Linked DNA regions of Homo sapiens: regions 2, 3 and 4 are each linked to region 1. The links are chromatin loops, found by intact Hi-C in ENCODE. Cell type or tissue: heart right ventricle. All regions are shown on one strand.

Evidence for each region. Peaks named below come from ENCODE experiments on the same cell type or tissue, not always from the same donor. Only the 100,000 strongest peaks of a DNase experiment are listed, where the experiment ranks them.
Region 2: it touches region 1 in a loop (8-fold over the local background); 94 of 110 quality-filtered maps call a loop at or near these places.
Region 3: a loop joins it to region 1, with 2.5 times the contacts of the local background. A loop is called at or near these places in 34 of 110 quality-filtered maps.
Region 4: a loop joins it to region 1, with 2.4 times the contacts of the local background. A loop is called at or near these places in 36 of 110 quality-filtered maps.

What each region holds. Positions count from the first base shown.
Region 1 is chr7:143,414,346-143,419,345 of GRCh38, forward strand. It overlaps EPHA1-AS1 (EPHA1 antisense RNA 1), which reads left to right. Exons shown (of 5, transcript NR_033897.1): 2 at 723-854. Among named protein-coding and RNA genes, the nearest start is that of EPHA1, 8.0 kb to the left of the region's middle. In heart right ventricle, CTCF peaks have their summits at 2,415 (motif pointing left) and 2,616; no DNase peak of the experiment used is centred here; H3K27me3 peaks cover 1,265 bases.
Region 2 is chr7:143,238,059-143,243,058 of GRCh38, forward strand. The region is part of intron 1 of LOC105375546 (a long non-coding RNA gene); the gene reads left to right. Among named protein-coding and RNA genes, the nearest start is that of TAS2R40, 19 kb to the left of the region's middle. In heart right ventricle, CTCF peaks have their summits at 2,705 (motif pointing right) and 2,908; a DNase peak (open chromatin) is centred at 2,713; H3K4me3 peaks cover 304 bases; H3K27ac peaks cover 550 bases.
Region 3 is chr7:143,321,067-143,326,066 of GRCh38, forward strand. CLCN1 (chloride voltage-gated channel 1) reads left to right here. Exons shown (of 23, transcript NM_000083.3): 4 at 299-427; 5 at 649-782; 6 at 2,243-2,320; 7 at 3,348-3,426. Among named protein-coding and RNA genes, the nearest start is that of CLCN1, 7.5 kb to the left of the region's middle. In heart right ventricle, no CTCF peak of the experiment used is centred here; DNase peaks (open chromatin) are centred at 867 and 2,073; H3K27ac peaks cover 622 bases.
Region 4 is chr7:143,362,741-143,367,740 of GRCh38, forward strand. It overlaps FAM131B-AS1 (FAM131B antisense RNA 1), which reads left to right. Exons shown (of 3, transcript NR_183342.1): 2 at 450-517; 3 at 1,161-1,525. It also overlaps a transcript of FAM131B not described here. Among named protein-coding and RNA genes, the nearest start is that of FAM131B, 2.5 kb to the left of the region's middle. In heart right ventricle, no CTCF peak of the experiment used is centred here; no DNase peak of the experiment used is centred here; H3K4me3 peaks cover 551 bases; H3K27me3 peaks cover 2,057 bases.

The DNA.
Region 1 (5,000 bases):
AGGCTGAAGTGCAGTGGAATGATCTCGGCTCACTGCAACCTCTGCCTCCCAGGTTCAAGCGATTCTCCTGCTTCAGCCTCCTGAGTAGCTGGGATTACAGGTACCTGCCACCATGCCCGGCTAATTTTTGTATTTTTAGTAGAGACGGGGTTTCACCATGTTGGCCAGGCTGGTCTCAAACTCCTGATCTCAAGTAATCTGCCCGTCTTGGCCTCCCAAAGTGCTGAAATTACAGGAGTGAGCCATGACACCCAGCCTCCTAACAACTTTTTAATTGATTAAAAGTATGCAGAGGCGGTCTGTAAGCAGTGCCACAGGTCCCAATTATACACCCTCCCCCTTAAACCCTGCATGTCCTCCCTTCTTCCAGTCAGTTTGCTAAGAGGAAGACACCCGATACTGTTTAGGAATCTGTCTTCTTGCTAGAAATAGAACTGTTTTGAGATAGAGGCGGTTGGAAGTTTTCTCTGAAGTGTCAAAAGCAAAGTTATATTTTAGAAGATTTTAATATTGTCACTTCATAGCCAAGTGATCTTGGGCAAATCACCTAGCTGTTTTGAGACTCCGCTTCCTCATCTGCAAAATGGGGGAAATGATGATAATGTTGTTGGTCATAGTATATGAGAAAAGTACAAATATGAGAAAGTGTACAAGCAAAAGCTTCTGGTGGCACCATGCAATTTAAGGATACATGTTTTTTATTTTTGTGTCCTCCTGTACAGGTTTATTTGCAAGATGGGTTTGAGGGAATTAAGGATAAAGTCTGCTGAAAGTAGCACCAGCCTCTGGATTAAAAGGGATGTTTGGATGAAGCTTCAATCTCAAGAAGAGGCAAGAGAAAACTAAAGAAAAAGGTAAGAGAGCCGGGTGTGGTGGCGGGCGCCTATAATCCCAGCTACTCAGGAGGCTGAGGCAGGAGAATTGCTTGAACCCAGGAGGCGGAGGTTGCAGTGAGCTGAGATTGTGCCACTGCACTCCAGCCTGGGCAACGAGCAAAACTCCATCTCAAAAAAAAAAAAAAAAGATGCTAAGAGAGATCACTTTCGACCCATTTACATTATGATGCAATATGAAAATAAAATAAATACCACTCTAACATTTTCAGGACATATGGCAATTCTCCCTGTGCTGATTTTTTTTAAATGTATCTCTGCAGTATTAACATCCTCTAAATCATTCTCTTTGTTTTAGAGACAAGAAGGTAGTTGACAAGCTGTGAACCTGCATTGCATTCTAGTGATGGGACACGTGGAAGGGGAAGCTGAAGTTGAAGGGTGGATGGTAGCAGCCACAGGGAGTGAGATGGGCTCGTTTCTGGAGCTGTTGGGAGAGAAAAAGGGAGTCAAACGGGAATTCACACAGGGTTGTGCATTATATCCAAGTGTGTATTCAGATACAAGCCTTTATCTCAATACCTTCCTTACCCCCATTCCGCACATATCTCATACCAAAGTACAAATAAAACCATTCCCAATTGTTCTAATATTTCATTTGATTTCTTGAGTCATGAAATGAAAATGTGGAGGGGTTAGTCATGTGAAGTGGCTGTGACTCAAATATCTTACGATGATATTTGTGCGCGTCTCATGAGAAATCATTGTGTTTCCACCTGAACTTGTTTGCTTGACTGCCTGAGAAGATAGTGTTGCTAACCTGAGAAGTTAATACGCTGCCTTAATGCTTGGGCTGGTAGAAGTGAGGGAGGGAAAGGAAGAGAACAAATGTGTCTCAGTGAACTGGGGCATGACAGAAATTTAATAAGAACAGGTTGAGACAAGTGTTAAATACTGGAATCCCCCGGGAGCACAGCGATAGCTTGGTCCTTGTCAAAAAGTGTACTGGTTGGAGCTCAGGAGGGAAAGAGAAAGTGATAAATCAGCCATGTCTTGAAGTCCATTTTAATTTAGCTAGCCTGCGAGAAGAGAGGGCTGAAATAAACTATCAGCTCTGTCTTCTGCATTAAGCAAGCATAATTTATTTGAAAAACATTCAGTTTTATTTCTAGCTAGGCTAGGAGTTCTTGTAACTTCTACAGAGGGTTGGGAAGAAGATCGGCATAACCCATGCTTACTATTTGAAGTTACTGGTTCTGTTGTCAGGAGGTAATATTATATTGTTGTCTTGTAAAAGAAGTATTTGATAAGTATGGGACCTCTTAATTGGGCACAGATTGGATTTCTTTTACATTTTGCTTTGAAGAAGTTATTTATAAAGGGATCGTAATAGGGTAATTTATATCTTTTTCTAACAAGTTCTAGTTTGAAAGTATTATAAATCTACTTACCCAGACACAGACACATTTGAACATATAGATAACAACCACCTCTGTTAAGAAATTAATGTACACATTTCCAAATCTATCCCTGAGTTTAGGCGATCCAGGCCATGGGTCATAAACTATGAGAGCCACCTAGTGGGAAAATTTGGTAATTGCACCTATATCTTCAAATTCTGGGTGTGAGAGCCACAGATAATTTCTGTTTATAAAATCTTAGAATACCATGGGAATATTTATCAACATGATATGAAAGTGACAGCGATTTTTATATATTCCTACTATTATAAAGATGGTAGGCCCTTAGGCTAGGAAGTAGCTTTCTTAACTTGACCTAGTCATCACAGTAATGATAGACTTTTGACCAGGTGAGGAAGGGAGGGTGGGGTGTGCCACCATGTTGCCTCACTTTTGGGCTTTCTGCTTTGGATACATATGAAAAAACCAGAAACCAAGTCACCTAGGAGGCGCTGGCTGGGAAAAAAATGGTGCCCACTGTTTGTAGTGTGTCTGTTAGGTTGTAAGCTAGAGAGAGATGCTTACACTCTAACTTTTTTTTTTCTGAAGAGATGAGCTCTCACTATGTTGGCAGACTGGTCTTGAACTCCTGGCTTTAAGCAATCCTTTTTTTTTTTTTTTTTTGAGACGGAGTTTCACTCTTGTTGCCCAGGCTGAAGTGCAATGGCACCGTCTCGGCTCACCGAAACCTCCGCCTCCCAGGTTCAAGCAATTCTCCTGCCTCAGCCTCCCAAGTAGCTGGGATTACAGGCATGTGCCACCATGCCTGGCTACCTTTTTGTATTTTTAGTAGAGACAGGGTTTCTCTATGTTGGTCAGGCTGGTCTGGTCAGGCTGGTCTATGAACTGCCGACCTCAGGTGATCCGCCCGCCTCGGCCTCCCAAAGTGCTGGGATTACAGGTGTGAGCCACCGCACCTGGCTCTGATTAAGTCTTCTTACACTGAAGCTGCTGTGTTGTCTGAACAGAGCCTCAATTAAGAAGTGACTGAAGCTTTTCCCCTCCCTCCCTCTCTTCCTTTCTTCCTTCCTTTCTTCTTTGTTTCAACAGTTCTGGGGAAGTACTAAATATTAGACCAAAATTAAAACCTGATACCCACCGTACTGAGTGTTTGCTTAGAAAGTTCTTGTTTGTTTTTGAGAAGCACTAGGAGTTAATGGAATGGGTATTTAGTGGCCTTTGGATTCTGTAGACTCCTAGCTCTCTGCCTCCTATGTGTAAGGCCTTGGACATTTCTCTTAACCTCTCTGAGACTGAGCTTCTTCACATGCAAATGGACTCATTTACCTTCCAGGAGCACCTCTGTGGGAGGGGGATGCACCATGTGAAAGAGGTAAGCCCTAAGGTGGAGGCAGAAGCAAGTGGCCAAGGGAATACAGGAGGCTAATTTTGACAGGAACTGTATGGGAAAAGGTGGCCTTTGTGTTGAGCCTAGTAGAATGACTTCAATAGGCAGTTTTTATTCATTCATTCAACAAAAATTTATTGAGATCTTATTATGAGTCAGGCACTGTTCTAAGTGCTGGGGATATACCAGCAAACAACAAAATAGAAAAAAAAAAAAAAAACCCAAACCCCACCCTCCCTGAGTGTACATTCTAGGGGGAGGAGCCAGACAGTACATAAAAAAATAACAAAATGCATTCTTCAGATGGTGAGACACACTGGGAGAAAAATTAAAACAGGGTTAGGGGAATAGGAATCACATAAGGAGGGCTCTATTATACAGATATGGTAACTTTTGAGCAAAGAATTGAAGGAGGAAAAGAATGCGCTACAAAAGTCATCAGAGGGAAGAGCAATCCAGACCAAGGAAACAGCCCTAAAGTCCAGGGCAGGCATGCATGGGGTTCATGGAAGGACAGGGAGGCCAGAGCTTTAGGAGGGAGATGGTCATAGGGGTTGGATGGGGAGCAGCACACCTAAGGCCTCCCAGGCTATTTCACAGATTTTTGCTTTGACTTTGAGTGAGATGGAAGCCATTAGAGGGAGTCCAGTGAAAGGAGATGCATATTCTCTGACTTACCTTTGAAGAGATCAACCTGCCCAGCGTGCAGAACACAGATGGGGCAAGGCAGGGGAGGGCTGAGGGCAGAAGCATGGGTAGGTTAGGAGGCTGTTGTCTTGGTCTAAATAAGAGATGAGAGGGCTTGAAGCGGGGTTTCCAGGACTGTGCAGGGGCTGGGGAGAGTCAGCTGTGTGACAAATGTTTCAGGCCCACACAAGCATCAGCAGCTCGATGCCTGTACGAAATGGGAAAATGGCTTTTGTCCAAGGAATGGCGTGCAGGGTGGTGTGACTGGCTGAGTTGGGCTAAAGAGGGGGAACTGGGAGATGGGCTAAGGCTGGAGTCAGCCTCGGTGACCAACTACACTGAACTTTCTTTCTTTCTTTTTTTTTTTTTTTGAACTTTCTTCCCTATCTAACCTGGAACCAGTAAAATTTTGAATATGGGAGACACGTGCTCAGAGGAGCATTTTGGGCTCTGGTGGCTGAATGGGGGAAGAGCTGGAAGAGGCAGCGACTGGAATCAGAGAGATAATGATCCAGGGAAGAAACAGTAAGAGCTCAAACTTGGGCAATGAGTGGATAGAGGGAGGCGATGAGTGACATTTCACTTGTAGTATGACAGGGTATGTTGGCTGCTTAGATATAGAGGTGAGGGAAATTAACCAATAACCATATTCAGATTGGTAGTTATATTTTT
Region 2 (5,000 bases), 180 kb before region 1:
AGCCTTCTGAGTGTATGTTGGGGGATATTGGTGGAGCCCAAGGGCTATGGAGACGCAAGACCTATTGGGTCCCAGGCCAGGATGCAGTCTGACGGTAACTCTGCTTCCAAGATGGTGCTGTACTGTGGTAGTTTGGGTCTCATGCATAAAACCCAGTGTAAATGCCCTCTCTGGATGCAGTCTACTGGTAACTCTGCTTCCAAAATGGTGCTCTGCTGTGGCAGTTTCAGTCTCATGGGTAAAACCCAGTGTAAATGCCCTCTCTGGAACAATGTAGATAGATGGACCCCAGGAAGCTCCCTACACTAGGCCTGGCTCTCCTGTAGTCAAAACTGCAAGTGTCTGTGATGAGAATATAAACTACTATGCATCTCTTGCTTAGCTTTTCCTCAAAATGGTGAGTCCTTCTTGGCTCTAAGCCAATCGCAGCCAGCTGCTTCACTTGCCTCTCTATGCTGCCATGTTGAGTTTCTATGCTTGAGAGAGTCTTTGTCACTTCCTTGCTGAATTTCAGTGTTCTCACTTAGATGCTCTATTCAACATGTGATTATCATCTATTTATTGTTTTGGTCCTTCTTTGTGGAAGAGGCAAGTGCCAGGACTTCTGAGCAACCATTTGATGACATCTCTTTGCATTGGCTTTATTACCAAGAAGAAAGAAACTAATGTTATTTTAAATATATATATGTTTTCCTGAAATGTACATTCCAGGAATGTTCTGACTCAGAGGACAACAGCAGCTGCTGGGTGTTTGCTGATTCCTGTGCTTATCTACTCTGATTTGCTTTGATGATGTCTTAATCATGTATCATTTGGATGCAAGAAATAAAAATCAACTCAAAGAAGCAAAAGTAAAAGAGAGAATTATTAAAATGATTTAAGGGCTCTCATGGAACCCCATTCAGGCATTTGCAAGAAATATGACTGAGCATCATGAAAACTAAAAAACCATGAGGGAGTCTCCCTCTCTCTTCTCCTCTTTCATTTCTCTTCTCTCCTTCCTTCTCTCTTCTTTCCATCAATTTTCTCACTAAATAGCTCTGACCTCTGCATCTCTCTGTACATCTGTTCTGGACTCCTCTCTTCAAACCGCCTTCCACTGGAGGGACGCTCATTAGTCTATGGCCCCTTATAATTCCAGTTTGCCATAGCCCCAACACTGAACAATCTTGCAGCTCCAGTATACAATACTACGTTTCCTGTGTCTTTAAATTCTCAGAGTATAATATAGCACTGCTTGAGTTAGGGATTCATCCATAAATTATATCCAGGAGACCACATTATAATTTGTTGCACCTATTCCTTCAGGAGGGGCTATAGAGGCATGTCCAAAAAAAAAGTGGGGTGGGGGTGAAGAGGACCACAAGCTGGAATTCCTAACATGTCTTTTTTACCACAGATTATGTGAAGAAAAAAACCTCAGATGTGTTCTTCTTACACATCGTAACATAATGTAGGTTGTTAGTGACCATACTTACATATTGTAATATCTCTTCAAGCTGTTGTTTAATGAATGTAGTCCACAAGAATAAAGGTCTCCTCCCAACTGAGAGAGAGAGAGAGAATATGTGTGTGTGTGTGTGTGTGTGTGTGTGTGTGTATCACTCCAAGCATTTAGATAAGGGGAAGAAGTGAAGTTGTAGCAATTTTGTGTCATTTCCCCTAAATTTCATGGCCATTCTCAGTGTCTGATTTGATCCCCTGCAAATTGGCATAGATGTATTTGTTCTCTGAATTTTAGAGATCAAATACAGAATAAATAAAACAGGACCTACTTAAAATTTCTTGAAATAGGCAATGCAATTTTGCCCATCTCAAGAAATTTTAAGTAGGTCCTGTTTTATTTAGCTTCAGTTCCTCTAAAAAAATAGTTCTGCTTGTTTTTTCTGACTCATCTGTTTCTTTGCCATTTTTAATATGCACTTTGCAACTGAGCCTCTGTAACCATTTTGTTTTCTTTCCTCATAAAGCAGTTGAGCAACTGCATACTCTTTGGTAAGTCTCTCTTCATTTTGGGAAGTTCTACATTAGTCATAAAATACCTATTTCTGATCTAGTACAAAATATCAGAAGAAAAGTCTTAAGGTCTCTTTATTTTATTTTTTACAAAAACCAGGTTTTCAGTACTTTCCAAATCTCTTTTCCAGCTTTCCAAAAAAAAAAAAAAAAAAAAGCTTATGAGTATGTCTCTTATTTCTTAGTCCTTCTCACCCTGCAAACCAGCTCTCTCTAGGAGGTGGAGCGGGGAGAAAAACAAAGCCCAGATGTGTAGAATTTTCTGGTTTTCATAGTGTAAATACTCCCACCATGACAGAATTGAAACTACCAGTGTGATGTCACTGAATGTGGCTTTGGAAAGAATGCACACCATCCACTCTCTCTAGCTGGTAGGAGACAATCCTAGCATACCGCCCTCTTTTTCTTGCAGTCATAATAGCAAATAGTTTGAGTATATTGATTCTCGAGTCACACAGTCCAGATTTCAAAACAGTATTAGCTCTATGACTTTGGCAAACTGCTTAACTCCTCTAAGTTTCAATTTCATCATCTTTAAAATGGGGGGGTAATAATAAGCTATGTTTCACGGTGTTACTGTTGTAATGTGTAAAATTCTTAGAATAGTGGGTAGCCTATAGTAAGTACCCTAAGGGTGTCCTATTACTCAGGACTAGAGCTCCAGTGGTGCTATGTAGACTTAGAGCCACTAGATGGCGGGCTCCTCATTTCTGCAGCACAAACCTTTTCCGCTGCGCTATTTGCAACTTAACATTCAACAAACTGCTAATTCGATTATATGAATTCACTGACAGCATTTTTTCTACTGCCATCTCCTAGTTTAAGCTACATATTTGACCTTGAAATTCCACTGGGAATCCAGCTACTGGCCCTCACGTGCAGCCACTTCTAAAGCTCTATGCAGGAGTTATTCTCAATCAGGACTTGCTAATCTTAGTGAGTTATTGTAAGAATTAAAACCAAAGCCACAGTTGTCCCTGTTACAGAAGGGAGTCAATTCCCTGGCCTTTCTCTCCACCTCTGTCTTTTCTCACTCAAAAGAAGACAAGATGGCCTCAAATCTGACTTCCATCATTACATAATTTATTCTCCTTCCCAGTCACTAAAGAGATCATAAATTCAACAATAGTTCAGTTCTATAAATATTTATTGAGCATGTGAGATACTATGCTACGAAGTAAAGATATAAAGGTAAATAAAAGTCATAAAGAAGCAAGGAATTTATCTACCAACAAATCTACTAGATCTTTCCAGAAATAATATATTAATTTTTTGATGAACCAAGCAAGTTACTGTAAAACTTAGAGGAATAAGGGTTCTTGAATAACGAATATCTCTATGAGATCTAAAGACATACTAAGTTATAGGTAGACTAATACAACAAAAAAATGAGCACAAAAACAGACTTATTTGTCCAGGGGAACTTGAGATATGATAAAAGTGAACCACAAATAAGTGGGTAAAGGATAGATTATTTATTAGATGGTATTAGATATGAGGCTTACTATTTGGAGAAAAGTAAAGCCGAATACCTTCCTTTTACTTCCTACACAGGTAAACCCAAGTGGATAAGAAATCTAAATGCAGAAGGTTAAGGTATAAATCTAATGGAAGAAAACATAGAATAACTTTGTGAGCAAAGGGTAAAGAATGGCTAATTAAACAAGGTCCTAAAAGCTCAAATCATAAGGCAAAAATTGATTGGACTTCCATTCAACGAAAGGCACAGGTGAGAGACAGATTGACAACATCTAAAATCTACAAGAAACCCCTAGCTGGACTATGCAAGGATAATTGGTGCACATACAAACACACAAACATGAATGGGCAGAGGAAACCCAAATAGTCAGCACATAGAAGAGGTGCTCATGCTTACTTGTAACCAGAAATATGTAAATTAAAAGCAACAACAGGGTACCATTTTGCAGGCATTAGAATAGCCACAAATTACCAAGTGTTGGAGAGGATGTGAAGAAAGGAAAACCCTGGTGCTACTGGCAGGAGTGTCAAATTGTACGTTTGAACGTGGAGAGCAATCCTTCAACACTTGGTGAAATAAAATATTCACATATCCTTTGACTCAGAGAACCACTCTTGAGTACACTCCCAAGAGAAATTCTAGCACAGGTTCATGAAAGGCTATAAATAAAGATGTTTCTTGCATCATTTTTGTGGAGGTAGCAAGTTGAAGGTGCCCTCATTAAGGAGAATGGACCAGTAAAGTGTGATGGGTGGCCAGGATAGAATATTATGCCGCAGTCAGAAGCAGTGAACTCGATGTGCCAACAGCGACATAGAGGGCGTGTCTAGAGTGAAAACTATGAGAAGCAGAGCTGTGTGGCCCAATGCCATTTATGTTTATGAAAAACATCTCACACACAAAATGACACTATACGTTGTAGGAAGTGATATTCACGTCCAAGGACCTCATCAACCGGAACAGCGCATGTGTCTGAAAGAGCCGTATGGTTTATGGAGCCTGACCAGTTGGGTTCAAATCCTGGCTCTCCCACACACTTACTCTGTCCGTTTGAGCAAGTCTCTTAACTTCTCTGTAACGTTTCTTTGTCTGAAAAAAATGGGAAATAGAAATAGTAAGACTCTATGGGGGTTACTGTGAGGAATAACTGAGTTAATATAAAGTGCTTAAACAATGCCTGGCAGTAAATGTTCACTGTTATTCCTATTATTATTGTCAATAATAATGTGAATGGGGAATCAAGAGTGAAGAGAAAAATTAGATTTTTTTAAAAAAAATGAAGGTGGGGGCCGGGCCTGGTGGCTCATGCCTGTAATCCCAGCACTTTGGGAGGCTCAGGCGGGCGGATCACCTGAGGTCAGGAGTTCGAGACCAGCCTGGCCAACATGGTGAAACCCTGTCTCTACTAAAAATACAAAAATTAGCTGGACATGGTGGCAGATGCCTGTAATCCCAGCTACTCAGGAGAGTAGAAGGCAGGAGAATTGCTTAAACCCGGGAGACA
Region 3 (5,000 bases), 93 kb before region 1:
TCAGCACTGAACATCCCGAATCCCAGGAAGCCCCTTGGTTCTGGGCACACCGGGTGGTTGGTCACACCCAGGCCTCCAGACCCTGTACTCCAGTGGGATTCGTGACACAGCCACCAACTGGAACAGGCCATGTCGCCTCCATAACTCAGGCTTCCCATGTGTCAAATGAGAGCAGCACCATCTCAGAAGGGGCACACAGAAGGAGCACGGCCTGAGAACATGCCGGGTACACGTCCTGGTGCCGTGGACACGGCTGCTCAGCCATGTTCTGCCTAACCCCAGGCATGTGTCTCCGCAGCCTACAAGTGGTCCTACGCGCAGATGCAGCCCAGCCTTCCTCTGCAGTTCCTGGTCTGGGTCACCTTCCCACTAGTCCTCATCCTCTTCAGCGCCCTCTTCTGCCACCTCATCTCTCCCCAGGCTGTTGGTGAGAACTTGCCACCAGACTCGGCCTGAGCTGGGTGGCCTGAGAGGGGCCCTGTCTGTCTCCCCCATCATCCAGCCCCACCCACAGCCCTGTGCTGCCTTGCCCCATCCTCCCCACCACTGCCTCTTCAGCCCTCTCCAATTCCCATTCCCATATTCTGGACATTCATCTCCCTTTTCACCTTCACCTTGACCCTGCACATAATCTTTCAACGCTTTTAGGCTCTGGAATCCCCGAAATGAAGACAATACTTCGTGGGGTTGTCCTGAAGGAATACCTCACAATGAAAGCCTTTGTGGCCAAGGTTGTCGCCCTGACTGCGGGCCTGGGCAGTGGCATCCCCGTGGGGAAAGAGGTAGGCCTGGCATGACTGAAGCCAGAGCTGGGAGGGGCCCTCAGGAGCCAGGGTGGCACCAACTCTAGAGGGAGCTCTGGGAGTGGAAGTGGATCAGGGGACAGGACCAAGGCCAGGGCCAGGGGACACTAGGAAGGGGAAATGCTTTGGAAGTTCCTCCAACTGAGGTCCAATGACAAAAACCACACAGCTTGGGGAGCTTGGAGCAGGCTCTTAGCCTGGACACCCCTGACATTTGGGGCTGGAAAACTCTGTGCTGTGGGGAGGCTGTTCTGTGCAGTGGAGGGGACTTAGCAGCATTGCTGGCCTCTGACCCTTCCTAGATGCCCAGCTGCATCGCCCAGTTGTGACACCAGCATGTCCTCAGACATTGCCATATGGACCCTGGAGGACAAAATCTCCCCTGGTTGAGAACACTGTCTTAGAGATCATCCAGACCAATTCTCTTGCTTGAATCTGAGAAAACTAGGACTGAGAAAGAGGCTGTGCTATTTTCAAGGTTGCTCGGTGGGTTGCAGCCTCCTTCCGTTCTCTGCTGGTGTTCATCTTTGCCCCCTACTGCCATATTCCACCCAGCAGCCAGAGGCATCTTTTAAAAATGGGATCAGTCTCATCTGACCCCTGGTCAAAAACTTCTTAAGGCTTTCCATGCCTCTTAAAACAAAATTGAAAGTTTTGTTGTTGTTGTTGTTGAGACAGTGTCTAGCTCGCTTGCCCAAGCTGGAGTGCAGTGGTGCGATCTTGGCTCACTGCAACCTCCACCTCCCAGGTTCAAGCGATTCTCCCACCTCAGCTTCCCGAGTAGCTGGGACTGCAGGCACACGCCACCACATCTGGTAATTTTTGTATTTTTAGTGGAGATAGGGTTTCACCATATTGGTCAGGCTGGTCTCAAACTCCTGACCTCGGGTGATCACCTGCCTTGGCCTTGCAAAGTGCTGGGATTACAGGCGTGCGCCACCGCGCCCGGCCTTATCAGAACTTCTTGCGTGGCCTTCGAGACCGTGGACTCTGGTTCCTCCTCTCTGCAGGCCTGTGCCCCTGCTTTCCTGTGTTTGGCTCACAAGTTTCCTTTCTGTCCCTCAGTCACTCTGCCCTGGGCCCCTCAGGGCGCCTGTGTGCTGTTTTCTCAGCCTGGAACATTCTTCCTCCTGACATCTGCGCGGCTCCCTCCCTCCCATCATTCAAAGCTCTACTTTAGGCAGGCTCCTCAGGCCCTTTCCTCTAAACACGTGCCCTCCCACCCTCCTCCACCCTGGCTCTCTGGAGAGGAGAAACACACTGGTTTCTCCTCTTCTTCCTCTCTGGGATGAGGCCTCGTGAGGGCAGGACCTCTGTGTAACTCCCGTATTTCCAGCCCCTGGCACAGTGCCTGGAGTAAGGAATATTATTAGTCCAGTGAGTGCTGCAGAGCCTCCATCTGGCCTCTGACCCCCGCCCCCTCGCTCCCCCTCTCCCAGGGCCCCTTCGTCCACATTGCCAGCATCTGTGCTGCTGTCCTCAGCAAATTCATGTCTGTGTTCTGCGGGGTATATGAGGTAAGGTTGAGACAGTGAAATGAGCTGGGGCCAGGTGGTAGAAGGAGTCCGGCTGTGTGTCCAGGGTGTTGGGAGGGCTGCCTCTGCTCTGGGCTGGCTGTGGTGCTGAAGCAGCATCGCACTAATCCACGCTCCCTTCCTCGTCTCCCTGTCTGCCTACCCTGGCCACGTGATGCCTCTGTTTAGCCTGTGCCTGTCCTCCAAATGTCCACCCCTCTTTCACCTGTGGCCCCACATGGAGGTCTGGTCTGTCGTCTGCTCCCATGCTCTCCCTGCTAGTCCATACCACCCCCTCTGTGTTAGTTTCCCTCCACGTTTCCCTCGTGTGCTCCCCCATCCCTTTGTAGCTCCCAATCCCTCACCCTACCTCTTACATACGTCCCGCCTGCCCCACCCCTCCACCCCCTTGTCCCGCGTGCTTCTCTGTTGCAGACCGTGCCTGGGCAGCTTGACCTCCTGGTGTCGGCCTGTGCAGTGGGCGTGGGATGCTGCTTTGCAGCCCCTGTCGGAGGCAAGTTGCACTTCCTCCCTATCCCGGTTGCCTAAGCAAGACTTAGAAGGGGGTTTTGGGTGGCTGCCACAAGCTTTGGAGTGGGCATCCAGGGAATGACTGTGGATCACAGCCCCTGCGGTCCAGATACCTATATTTTTTCAGCAAAGGGCTGTGTATTATTTTGAGACTGCTTGCTGTTTGGTGCAGGATTTATTAGTACTGCTTTCTGGAGTTCTTGCTGTCTCTTTTCTGCTTATCATTTATTGATTTACGTGCCTGGCATATATTTGCCTAACTTTTATTTCATTTTCTACCTTCTATTTCATTTTGACACTGTGCTATGAGGTTAATTCCTTTTTGCCAAACTCACTGAGTTTCTCTTGGCCTGGGAATCACAGGGGACATGGGACCACAAGGACTCCTTTTGACTTAGGCCTCTCATTCTGCCTTATTCCCCATCCCTGCTTGTTCTGTCCTCTGCCTGCCCACCTCCCTCTCTTCCACCTGTTTCTCTGTCTGTCTCTCCCCTAGTAGCAGCCATACTACTACTCTGATATCCTGACGGTGGGCTGTGCTGTGGGAGTCGGCTGTTGTTTTGGGACACCACTTGGAGGCAAGTGATTGACCCCCTCCCCCATCAATCGGCTTGCCTGGCCTGGCTCCCAAAACAGTTTTAATCAGTATCCACAAGTGCTGGTATTACCAGGTTACTTACGAGAATAGCTGACTTTTAGTAAGCCTTTGCTATGTGCCAGGCAATGTTTAAAGCACTTACTTTTATTCCTGGCCAAAGCCATATGAGACAGATATTACAGAGGAGGAAGAGGAGAGAACTGAGTTACAGAGAGGGACAGTGACTTGAGCAAGTTCATTCTGTTAGTAAGGTACAAGCCAGGAATTAAAACCAAGGCAGTCTCCGTGGCTCCCCTACTTATTTTCAAACCTGTTTGTATTGTTGGATGTTTTTGCCCTACACCGATGACATCTCTAACAGGGGACTCTATGAACTTCCTCCTTCAAGGGAAAAATCCACATTTTGTTGTGCTTTATTAATTGCATGGGAATTCAGGTAGACCTTATTTAGATTAATGGTAAGCTTTTAGTGTGGAATAGTTAGGAGAGTTTCAAAGGATAAATGTCCCTTGATAGCAATTTAAAGTTAAGTTTAGCTCTTTCTCCAAGTATAAGGCAAATAGCGATCTCTCAGATTATTTTCCTTATCATGGATGATTAACAAATGGATGTAGTCGGAGAAAGCAGTCGTATCTGTTTATTGACTCATCAAAATCAATTATAGCTAGATTAGCAGGGCAGGATTATATAGATCATTCACTGGATTCATTGATGATAAAAAGGACACCAAGTTGATATGTGAAGAAACAAAATTGCAGGAAGGGCATATGCTTCTTAAATGACCCACTGTTAGAGGTTTCTTTTCAGTTATGGAAATGTTAAGCAATCTTTTCATAGAATCTTCCAGGGAACTAAAATGACTTGGTGCAGGAATGATAAGTGGAGAAGAGTTTAAAGTTAATGCAAATGCATGATCTAACTTATGCAAACACTGTGGCAAAGCACACAGACTAAGGAACCCAAGTTAGCAAGCACATCAGCTAGCATCCTGTTTACATTTCTGTCCTCAGCTCTACTCATTAAAATCACTAATCCTTGTCAGTGGAGGATAGTGTATTTGGATTTTTGCACATGTTAAACGTTCACACTTACATTTATACCCACTTTTGCCTTTATTTACTCGTTAGCCTTTCAAATCCAGGAGGTTTAAATAATATTTTTAGACTGGGAGACTTCTGTTGTTTTGTTTTAATCAGCCAGATTCTCTTAACATGAAGAGAATTTGCATTTTCCTCGTAAAATTGGAATTTCTGAGAAGAATCAGAAAAGTTCTTCTTGGTCCTGTGTCAAGTATGGGAGAGGTAAAGATCACAGAGAAGTTACAGGCAACAGTTCTGAAACCACTGTGGTAGAAAAAGGAAGAAAAAATTCACAGATAAAACATTGCTGTTGACACAAGAAATTGTTAAGTACTTAAAAATTAAGGTGCCATGTTTACGCTGTTTGTATTATGTGGTAAATGACAAAGGTATTTGCAGGTGGCATTACTTGTTTTTTTTGTTTGTTTGTTTGTTTGTTTGTTTAGATGGAGTCTTGCTCTGTCACCCAGGCTGG
Region 4 (5,000 bases), 52 kb before region 1:
CCATCCCTCCCCACGGCAGCTCCGTCGCCGCCGCCGCCGCCGCCGCCGCCGCCGCCTGGCTCCCCCGCCCCGGCTCGGCTCGCCGCGGCCGGGGAGGGGGCGGCCCGGGGATTGGCTGCGCCCCGCGCCTCCCCGCCCCTGCTCCGGCCGTGCCGGGGCGCTCCCTCGGGGATCTGGGGCCGCCGTCGCCGCCCCCCTCCTCCCGCCCGTGCCAAGCCCCGCTCCCGGGGCTCTCTCCTGGAGAACCCCGGCTTGGGTTTCAGGAGCCGAGGCACGAACCCAGGGCCTACCCCGAGGTTCTGGTTGATGGATTTTGCGGGCCGGGGTCAGGGGATGCCCTGAGAGAAAGTGGGGTGGTGGTGAGAATAAAGCCAGGCCCAAGGGCCTTTGGCCACCAAATTCCGCAAACACTTGTTTTCCTCCTGGGGCCGCATCTGGGACACACACAGGAACGTGATTGGACACAGCTTTGGGCTCTGTTGTTTCGAGTGCGCTATTTTGTCCATCCAAACAGAAGGTGAAGTCTTTGCAAGTGAATCGTGTAGTCCACTTCTCTGTGCTCGCTGGACATTCAGGGGTGGGTGTGGGGATGTGCAGATAGTTGACCTCCAGGCCTGGTTGGGGATTGGAGAATATGAGGAGGACAGTTCATTCGCAGTAGACTAACAACAATGTCAGGACCCGAGGCTGGCTAGGAGACATCGTCTTGAATCCAGTTTAACTTTTCTGAGACGTGATCTTCTCGGACAAATGAAAGCAAGGCGGTCCCGAAGCAGCAAAGAGAGAGAAAGATTGGCCTCTGGCTAGTGGGACTGGGCCAGGTAGATACCTCAAGCCCCATGGGGAGGAGATGAAGGTCTAAGTTGCAAGGGTTAAATGAGCACTGTGGTTACAGCAGGTAAGAAGTGGAGTCCAGAAAAGATGCATGAGAAAGGGCAAGGAGACCCTTTTGTCTAAGGTGTACCCAGAAAGCCCAAAGTGTGAGAGAGTGGGCAGGTGGGCATTCACAGAAGCAAGTGCCCATCCAGGCTCTGACTGCACCTCGCCCACTTTTAGGTCTCTCCGAGGTTGCAGAGAGAGAAGGCAATGGGCCAGGGGTCCCTGGTGTGGGCTCCTAACAGGGAGGCTAAGTCTTATGGATGCAACTTTCTAACCTTTAGATTATGAATGGAGAGCTACATCCCATGGGGTGGCAGATGAAGATGTGCAAGAAGAAGACACTAACAACTGAATTGCAGATTGAGGAGATGAGATTATGGTGACAGAATCCATCTTCGGTGTATGTGCATGAAGAAATAAGCCAAATCTACATCTATAAAACCGCGGGAAGGAATGAGATAATAATCAGTTGCAGGTCTGCTTAGATTTTAATCGTTTAGTGTAGTTCGTGGCAGGGTCTGATACCCTATTTCAATAGTGGAGAGAATTAGAAAGCATTTTCTTTTTTCATATCTACTATTATTGGTTATATAAAAGAAGTATCAAATAGTTTCTGCTTTCATGGAATATACTGTCCAGTCGCAAAGGAAAGAAGATGGAGAGATGATTAAAAAAAAAAAAAAGAACAAACAGCTTCCATTATTCTAGCAATGCCCACACACCCCTATTGTTTGAGCAGAGAAAACGCTGACAGGGGACTGGCCAGGTAAGGAGGAACAGACCACGTGGCCATTATGCTCTTGCCTTCCCACCTGAAACTTCTGTCTCCTTATGGCTCTCCCTGAGTAATACATATATTTATATATGACTACGTATCTCTTACTGTGGTTCCAACTTGGATGCAAACCTCTCCCCTTGGTCTCCTTAACACAACTATATAAGGCTGCATTTATCCAAATGATTTAACATGAGGGATTCCAGGTCTTGGAGACTCAGTCCCATCTTGCATTCTGTCTTGAAGGTATTTCCAGTCCCTCCCCACTACCCACACAAAAAAAGTAAAATATTCTAGGCATATTCCTGGCCAGCTTCCTTCCTGCTCCCTATAGGTCTTCTTATACAAGGATTCTGCTACTTCTCACTAGTTAAGGCCATTGTCCCAGTCTCCTTGCCAAAGAGGTCCAGGGCACAAAAAAAGTTTAAGAACTTCTGGACTTTAAATACATACTTGGCGGGGGGGTTCTCTAATTCTGCAGGGGCTTAACCCCCAAATAAAATGATCAGGCAAGACACTTATCCCATTTTGAAGCTGGGGTCCCCAGGAATAATTGTAGGTACTTCGGTGGTACCTGCAGGATTGAAAGAAGGTACCAAAGCTTCACACTGATCCCCACAAATGGAGAGATGGCTCCAAAACACAACTTAATCAAGTGTTCCTTTTATTTTATTGGGATATATTAGATCAAAGTTAAAGGTCTATGAAAAGATTCAATTGAGAAAGGGAAGCTCAAAGTACAAGAGAGGGGAAGATTAATTAATATTGAATGTAAATTCCTAAAACCACCTGGAGGGATGGGAGCAGAGCTCAGGGAGGGGGATGAGACTGTACAGGAGGAGCCCAGCTCTTCTTCCAGCAGCAGGGAAGACGGGGCAGATGCCAGTGGGCTGCATGTTTGGTGTCAGGAGAATGAGGGATTCCCATCTGACGGCATCTACTTTCTCTGACAAGAAGGAGGCAAGATCATTTATTGAGAGTCAGAATGAGAGAGATAGAGAAAAAAATAAAACTCACTTTAAAGTGCAAATATCAATATACAATTGATTTAAAGAATAGAGTTTTCAGTCTATTCTTCCAAACCTCTAAGAAAGATATTCTTCTTGCATTGCAGTTGAGAGAACTGGGGCTGATAATTCAATTAACTTCCTTTTCCCTAAGATTTCCCAGTTGGAAAGAGAAAAAGCTAGCACTTTTTTGTTTGGCATTTTGTTTTGTTTTGTTTTTGAGACAGGGTCTCACGCTTACCCAGCCGGAGAGCAATGGCATGATCAAAGCTCACTGCAGCCTCGAGCTCCTGGGCTCAAGTGATCCTCCTGCCTCTGCCTCCCAAGCAGATGGAACTACAGACATGTGCCCCAACCCTCGGCTAATTTTTTGTATGTGCCTATTTTAGTAGAGGTGGGATTTCACCATGTTGTCCAGGCTGGTCTAGAACTCCTGGCCTCAAGAGATCCACCCGCCTTGGTCTCCCAAAAGGTTAGGATTACAGGCGTGAGCCACCACGCCTGGCTTACTAATTTTTTAATTTTTATTTTTGTAGATGGGGGTCTCACTATATTGCCCAGGCTGATCTTGAACTCCTGGCCTCAAGCAATCTTCCTGCCACAGGATCCCAAAGTCCTTGAATTACAGGTGTGAGCCATCGCACCTGGCCAAAAAAGCCAGCATTTAAACTCAGCTCCTCAGAGGGAAAATCTATTCTGGATGTTGTAGAAAGTGCTTTATTTGTTCACTTAAAAAAACTAAAGTTACTCAACTCAGGACATTTGAATGGATACACGTTCTTTCACGCTTGTCTTTTTTTAATTAAGGTGGGACCATAAACTGAAGAGAGGAATACATCTATCTACATTTCTAAATTTTGAAATGGGAAAGCAATGATCTTTCTTCAGAGTGATTTGTAGCAATAAGTCTTTGGTGCTTTCATAAAATACTGATGATAAGTGTCTTAGTCCCTACTTATCAATGTCCTTGTATGGTGTTAGAGTATCTATCTTCAGGCAGCCCTGAAGATCAGTCAGCTTTGGGGCACTCCTAGTGGTTCTCAAATACCCTATTTGCTAAAGGCCAGAAGTGAGAGTGCTGATGCTGGAAAACATTGGTAAGAATAGTCTTGGGGACTAGGTGGAAATCACGAGGGTCAGTAACAAAGGTCTGTATTCTTTTTTTTTTTTTTTTGAGACAGAGTCTCACTCTATCACCCAGGCTGGAGTGCAGTGGTGAGATCTCGGCTCACTACAACCTCCACCTCCCAAGTTCAAGCAATTCTACTGCCTTAGTCTCTAGAGTAGCTGGGACTACAGGCACCCGCCACCATGACTGGCTAATTTTTGTATTTTTAGTACAGATGGGGTTTCACCATGTTGACCAGGCTGGTGTCGAACTCCTGACCTCAGGCGATCTGCCCGCCTTGGCCTCCCAAAGTACTGGGATTACAGGTGTGAGCCAATGCACCTAGCCTGAGGTCTGTTTTCTTTAAAATGAGAATGATTTCCTAAATATTCAGTCAACAGGAGGACCAAGAGTGGGGTTTAGGGGCATTAGGTTGCTGACAAGGGACCCCATTCATACACAGGGGCAGACTCAGAGGCAAGTCATGGATGAGTGCAGATGTTTGTAGTGTGTAAGTTGTATTCCCACATAGTAGGAAGTGGCCATAGAATCTGTCCTAGTGGTCGATATAGTTCTCCCCCGACCCCTACCTGCCATCCCCAGCTGGTTTCCCAGAGTAATCAACAGATGAGGGTCCTGGCCATTGTGCTGGGGCACAGCAAGTTTGCTGAGGAAGGATGGCTCAGCCAGTTAGTTATAGAGGATGAGAGGGTCCATGGCAGAAGTTCTGTGGTTTCAGCGTTGGTGGTGGGGACAAAAAGCCCTCACATTACCAATCTCTGATCTGTTGGACACTATGAAAGAGACCAGCACAGGACATGCTCATTTGACTTTTAGACAAGGTTTGAAATCTTGTAAAATATTGGGGATCTAAGGTGAGCTCACTCCCACTTTTAGTTAGAAAAGAAAGCTTATCTCTGGGCACGGTGGCCCACACCTGTAATTTCAGTACTCTGGGAGACCAAGGCGGGCAGATCATGAGGTCAGGAGTTTGAGACCAGCCTGACCAATATGGTGAAACTCCGTCTCTACTAAAAATACAAAAATTATCCGAGCATGGTGGTGTACACCTGTAATCCCAGCTACTCAGGAGGCTGAGGCAGGAGAATCGCTTGAACCCGGGAGGTGGAGGTTGCAGTGAGCCAATATCACGCCACTATACTCTAGCCTGGGTAACAGAGCAAGACTCCATCTCAAAAAGAAAGAAAGAAAGAAAGCTTATCGGCATGGG